Linked DNA regions of Mus musculus: region 1 is linked to region 2. The links are chromatin loops, found by intact Hi-C in ENCODE. Cell type or tissue: left cerebral cortex. All regions are shown on one strand. Each heading gives the region's core, and the rest is flanking DNA. Links, peaks and the distances in the headings are about the cores only.

Region 1 (2,912 bases), core at 122-2,621, 75 kb after region 2:
AAACTCCAAAAACCTCCCAGTCATCTGTAGGAAAGGCCCACAGCCTGTCATTCGTCCAGAGGACATGCCCACAACCTTTCTATCATTCATAGTAAAAGTAAACAGCCTTTCAATTATCCACACAATACACCCACCGGCTGTCAGTCAGACTATCATCCTTAGTAAAGGAACACAGCCTGTCAGTCATCCACAGACAATGCCCACCGCCCTGCAATCATCCTCAAAACAAGGCCACAGCCTGTCAGACATGAACAGGACAAAGCCAAAGCCTGTCTGTCGTCAAAAGTAAATTCTCACAGCCTGTTAGTCATCCACAGGAAAAGGCCAAATCCTGACAGTTATCTATAGTAAATGCACACAGCCTGTCAATCATCCATAGAACACAGTCACAGTCTGTTGATCATCCACAGGAAAGGCCCACAACCTGTCAGTCATTCATAGGAAACCCCGATAGCGTGTCATCCATCCATCCATAGAAAACATCAACAGGCCCTCCGCGGCTCACCGCTTCCCAACAGCCCGCGACTGTCGAAGCCAGGCAGCATTGGGGATTAGTGCGGAAAGCCAGGGTGGTGACCAGCGCAGCGGCTCCGTCATTGGGCGAGGAGCCTGAGGTGCATAAGGACACCACAACCTGTGGCCCCCCGCAGAGGAGGGCGATGGAGTCCAAGATGCCAAGCGGAAGGAGCCCGCCAAGTCCCTCCTCATCAAAGTCATCTCCATGGGCAACGCAGAAGTGGGGAAAAGCTGCATTATAAAGCGCTACTGTGAGAAGAGATTTGTGTCTAAGTACCTGTCAACCATTGGGATTGACTATGGAGTCCCAAAGGTCCAAGTCAGAGACAGAGAAATCAAAGTTAACATCTTTGACATGGCTGGATACCCCTTCTTTTTTGAGGTCCGAAATGAATGTTACAAGGACACACAAGGTGTGATACTGGTCTATGACGTTGGGCAGAAAGACGCATTTGATGCCCTTGATTCATGGCTGACAGAAAAGAAGCAGGAGCTTGGGCCGCACGGGAACGTGGACAACATTGTCTTTGTTGTATGTGCCAACATGATCGACTGACTGCTCCAAACACTGCTGCATCGATGAAAGTGAGGGGCGTCTCTGGACTGAAAGCAAAGGTACTTTGAAACATCAGCACAAACTGGCGAGGGAATCAAAGAGATGTTCCAGACCTTTTACATGTCCATAGTTGACTTGTGTGAAAATGGCGGGAAGCATCCTACGGCAAATAGCAGTGCTAGTTTCACCAAAGAACAAGCAGACACCATTCGCAGAACCTGAAATAGTTAAGGTCAGCTGGGAGATGCTGGGAGTCAGACCTGGGGCCTCAAGGGAGGAAGTTAATAAGGTCTACCGGAAGTTGGCTGTGCTGCTTCACCCGGACAAGTGCGTAGCACCTGGCAGTGAAGATGCCTTCAAAGCGTTGTGAAGGCTCAGACAGCCCTCCTAAAAAGCATCAAATAGAGGCAGAGGAAACTGCAAAGGAGCTCAAGTGCAAACAGACTCCCCTTGAGCCACCAGGGGGAGACAAACCAGTGCTAAGAGAGAGAGGCAGTGCCAGCCACAGGAGCTGGAGAACCTGAGGCTCATCCCAGGTCTTTGCTGTGCCCTAGAAATAGTTGCTAGTATCAAGCAGCAAGGAATGCTGTGTCCCTGGGAATGAGGGGCCCGACACCAGAACAGAAGCTCTTAGAGGGTGCATTGTAGGTTACTCGGGAGTGTGCGCTCAGTCACCCCGTACAGACGGAAAGGCCAGCTCGGGCCTTTCCTGAGCTCAGGCATGTTGGGCAGTAGGAGGGGCCCTGCATGAGACTCGTCCCTGCATCAGTCCTCACTACGGGTGGTGGGAGAGGCAGGGGGGTCCTCTTCCACAAGCCGATTTCTTTCTCATGTAAATCTGCTTCTCCTCTCACTCCACTCTTTGTTACATCCCGCATCTGCGACTGCCTTTCTTCTTGAATTCCTGGCATTGCCCTGGGCGCAGTTGACTTGAAATAAGTAGGATCCATTTGGGGCACAGCGGGACGTCTTGGGTCTGTGTGAGACAGAATCCCTACAGTTTCTGCTTGGACTCCAAATTTCTGAATAGTATTTTAAAACTACAAGTATGAAAACTCATGTTGCATAGAGAAGCCTTCCTCGTGCCTGGTCCACAGGAGCTGATGGAGTTGATGGAGCTGGACTCATGGCAGCCTTAGGGGAGAAGGCTCGTTACTCGACTCCTGTGATCCCTCTGAACTGTGGTATTCTTATTTTGAGCTGCAGCCATCTGTGTTACCCCCGACTTGAAGGATGACTTTTAAATACCTATCCCATAATGGTTGCCGGATAACATCTCTCCTCGTGCCTAAGAAGACGAGCTCTTGTCTTCCTGTCTAAACCCTTGCAGTCCTCTGGGTTTTTCCTTTCTCCATAGTGGTCTCACTTTGCATGGCTGTGCTGTACGCAGCTGCTCTGAGATTTAAAATGTTGTTCTTAGTGAACTCAGATCTATATAAAAAGATAAAGAGATCTGGTATATGGCTTTATGGCTTGAATTAGCTTCTGATTGAACTCCACCACCTCGTGCAGAACGTACCTGATTATCCAACTGTTCTTGGAACAGAAACTGGGAATCATGAGGATGAGGGATTGTGTGTGGTGCTGTCAGCCTGAGTGTGGGGCCCAGTCTGCGCCTCATTCAACAACAGGGACAGGTGAACAGTTACAGCAGGGCGCTTTAGTGTCCCATTCTGATCCCTCAGGTCCCTTGCTGATTCTTAGATCTTGAGACTTTATTCCTGACATCTTAGTTACTAACGTTCAGGGTGGCTGCATAGTATTTATTTATTTATTTATTTATTTATGTAATAGTAATGAAATGAAGAAGTGAAGCCTCAGGGTCCCAGAAATTTTCTGA
Region 2 (2,912 bases), core at 319-2,818:
AATTGCCAAACCAGATGAAGAGAAACCCAGAGGAACAACTTAGCTTACGTTCACATAAGAACACTGTCCCAAAGGTGAGGCTCAGCATGCCCGCCTCGTCCCTGGCAAGCTGTGGGCGTGGCCACTACTCAAGCCCATCAAGCAGAGAGGGCACGAGGTAGACCTTGACATTTTCCAGAAACACTAGAACTGGCTGCACACTTCTCAAACAATACTAGAAGCTGGGAAGGAATAGGAAATGCTTTCAAATCCTTGAAATAAAAAAATTCTTTTCTTTTACCTTTACTCAGTCTCTAAAGTGTCAAAGTACCTGATTAGAGGCAGAGCCAAGCAGATGGGAACATTGAGGCTGGCAGCCTTTTCCCATCCACACTTCCGGAAAGTGCCAATACAAGGATGCCTAATACTGACAGTCTAGACAAAAACAACTGGGAAAAAAAAAAAAAAAAAGTAAAATCAGATCTTACACGGAGAGAGAAAGTACATTTAAAAGGGCAGGAGAGATAGCCAAGAGCAAAACCACAGGACATGGCTCTCCAGCAGCATTCAGTCACACACACAAACACCAAATGATCAAATACACTGTGGACATGCGGATAGGGTGAGCAAGTACATGGTGGAGGGAAAAGAAAGCAAACACCCGATCATTTTCCAAAGAATGAAGTCATGAATTTCAGCTTCATCTGAAACAATCAAGAAGCATAAAATACAGAAGTATAATAAGACCAAAACCATAAAAATTATGAGCCAGAAGTAGGGTGTCTATTGCTAAGTGCAGGAGGATGACAGCAGATGAGGCTGTTGACTAACACACCTTGCAGAGATTATCTGACTACAAGCCTTGCAAAAACTTATCAGATCTTTTTCAATTCTATCCAGGCCAAAAACCAAAAGCACTATGGGCAAGCATTCTGAACCTGTGCCAGCTACATGGAAGGTTGCAGTGAATTTCAATTCATTCCCTTAGGGAGTTACGGGGCTCTTTCAATGTGCACTGCCTTAAGAACTACATGGCCTGATGCAAAGGCTAGGAAAAGAATTAAAGTGCAATGCTAAGTCAGCCTAGGGTGACATACATGAACTACCCTGACACATAAGCTGCATGAGAGCAAGGACAACACATCTACTACAGCAAGAGCGAAGGCTGGGAAAAGATGACGACGCAGACAACTTGAGCTCTGCTGGAAGAAAAAAAACAGTTATAGAAAGCAGACTAAAGATGATGGTGTTATAATTGGGAGTATTTGTATATTGTTACACAGAGGTAACATCAAGTTCTATTTTAACAGAAGGATAGGATTATTAGTAAGGAGAAACAGAGATTAGAAAAACGCAGGCATATCAGAACTAGATAATAAAACTTCACTGCTAAAGACAACATGCTTTGGCTGCAGAACATAGAGAAATCAAGCTGGAAATGATGTGAAGCCATCCCCCCACCATTCCCTGATGGCACATGCCTTTAATCCCAGCACTTGGGAGGCAGAGGCAGGTGGATTTCTGAGTTCGTAGGCCAGCCTGGTCTACAGTGTGAGTTCCAGGACAGCCAGGGCTATACAGAGAAACCCTGTCTCACAAAAAAAAAAAAAAAAAAAAAAAAAAAAAACACCAAAAACGAAACCATCCTCCCTGTTAACTACATTTCATAGTGGCAAAGGGTGTTACACAGGCTCATAGATGGTATCCTTGCAAGAAACCCTCATGCTATAATACCAACCTTCCATGTAAGATGTGTCAGTGTTGCAAGGTCACAAAACTTATAGAGAGCAACCCAACTGCCCTGGATTGGTTTGAAGCCTGCCCCACAAGACTGGATTCAGACCTAGTGCTATAAACTTGGTTAAAAGGCCATGGCTCAGAAGCAGGCTCCTAATACTGTGTGTGGTACTGCTCTGCTAAGAAAGCACGTTGTCCAATTGCTTCTAAATATGTATGCTCAGACCCACAGGTTAGTGTTGCCCTCGACCTTGGCCAGAGTAGCTTCTCTCTGGCTCAGCAGTTAAGAGCACTGACTGCTCTTCTAGGGGTCCTGAGTTCAATTCCCAGCAACCACATGGTGGCTCACAACCATCTGTAATGGGATCTGATGCCCTCTTCTGGTGTGCCTGAAAGGTGCAACAGTGTACTCACATATATAAATAAATCTTAAAAAAAAAAAAAAAAAAAAAGATCTGTCACTGTGCAGACAATCAGTCCCTCCAAGTGCTCAGCTCTAAACAAGTCTCTATCATCAGGCAATATATTAGAGAACAGGAGGCCAACCAAAGGGCTGAAGGGTGGGGAGGAGCACTGTGAAACACTGTCTTTAGGAAACAACACAACCACTGTAACCATGAACTCCCTGCAGCTGCAGTTACCTACGCAAGATCAAGTCAACAAGATGGGTCAGCATTGAATGAACTCAGTGGGTTACTAACAACAAAAAAGAAGGGGCTTGGGGTATCTAGAGGAGAGGAAAGGGTGAGTTGGGGTGTATATGAAACATTGTTTACATGTGAATTTGTCAAATAATAAAAGGTATTTTATTTAAAGAGAAATCACAGGTGCCACCAGACTACATTTCCAGCATCCTATTATGACCAATCAGCAGCTCTGTAACATTTTCGTGGCAAAGCAGCTCAGACTTACTGCTACCTCTCATTACTAATATTGTCTCCAACCAGCCTTTAAATCCTCACAGTATACTCAACACCCATTCTCTGAGCTGCCTGCTCTAGTCCTTGCCTGCCTGGGTAGCATCATTGTTGTGCTGCGATCTGACACTCCCAGAACACTGCTCTTCCATGCATTACTAGACTACTACTATTTGATCTTCAGTGCCAAAGGACCTCCGCAAGTGCTGCTCTTTCTGGAGCATTCTCTCCTGTTAACCCCTACATATCCTTCATTCTCAGCTCACATCCTGGCTTCTC

What was found. Peaks named below come from ENCODE experiments on the same cell type or tissue, not always from the same donor. Only the 100,000 strongest peaks of a DNase experiment are listed, where the experiment ranks them.
Region 1: a loop joins it to region 2, with 2.4 times the contacts of the local background. A loop is called at or near these places in 2 of 42 quality-filtered maps.

Annotation. Positions count from the first base shown.
Region 1 is chr1:43,897,636-43,900,547 of GRCm38, forward strand. It overlaps the pseudogene Gm8241. Among named protein-coding and RNA genes, the nearest start is that of Tpp2, 35 kb to the right of the region's middle. In left cerebral cortex, for the core only: a CTCF peak has its summit at 1,532 (motif pointing right); a DNase peak (open chromatin) is centred at 1,542.
Region 2 is chr1:43,822,667-43,825,578 of GRCm38, forward strand. All of the region lies in intron 1 of Uxs1 (UDP-glucuronate decarboxylase 1), which reads right to left. Among named protein-coding and RNA genes, the nearest start is that of Uxs1, 3.7 kb to the right of the region's middle. In left cerebral cortex, for the core only: no CTCF peak of the experiment used is centred there; DNase peaks (open chromatin) are centred at 934 and 1,486; H3K4me3 peaks cover 563 bases.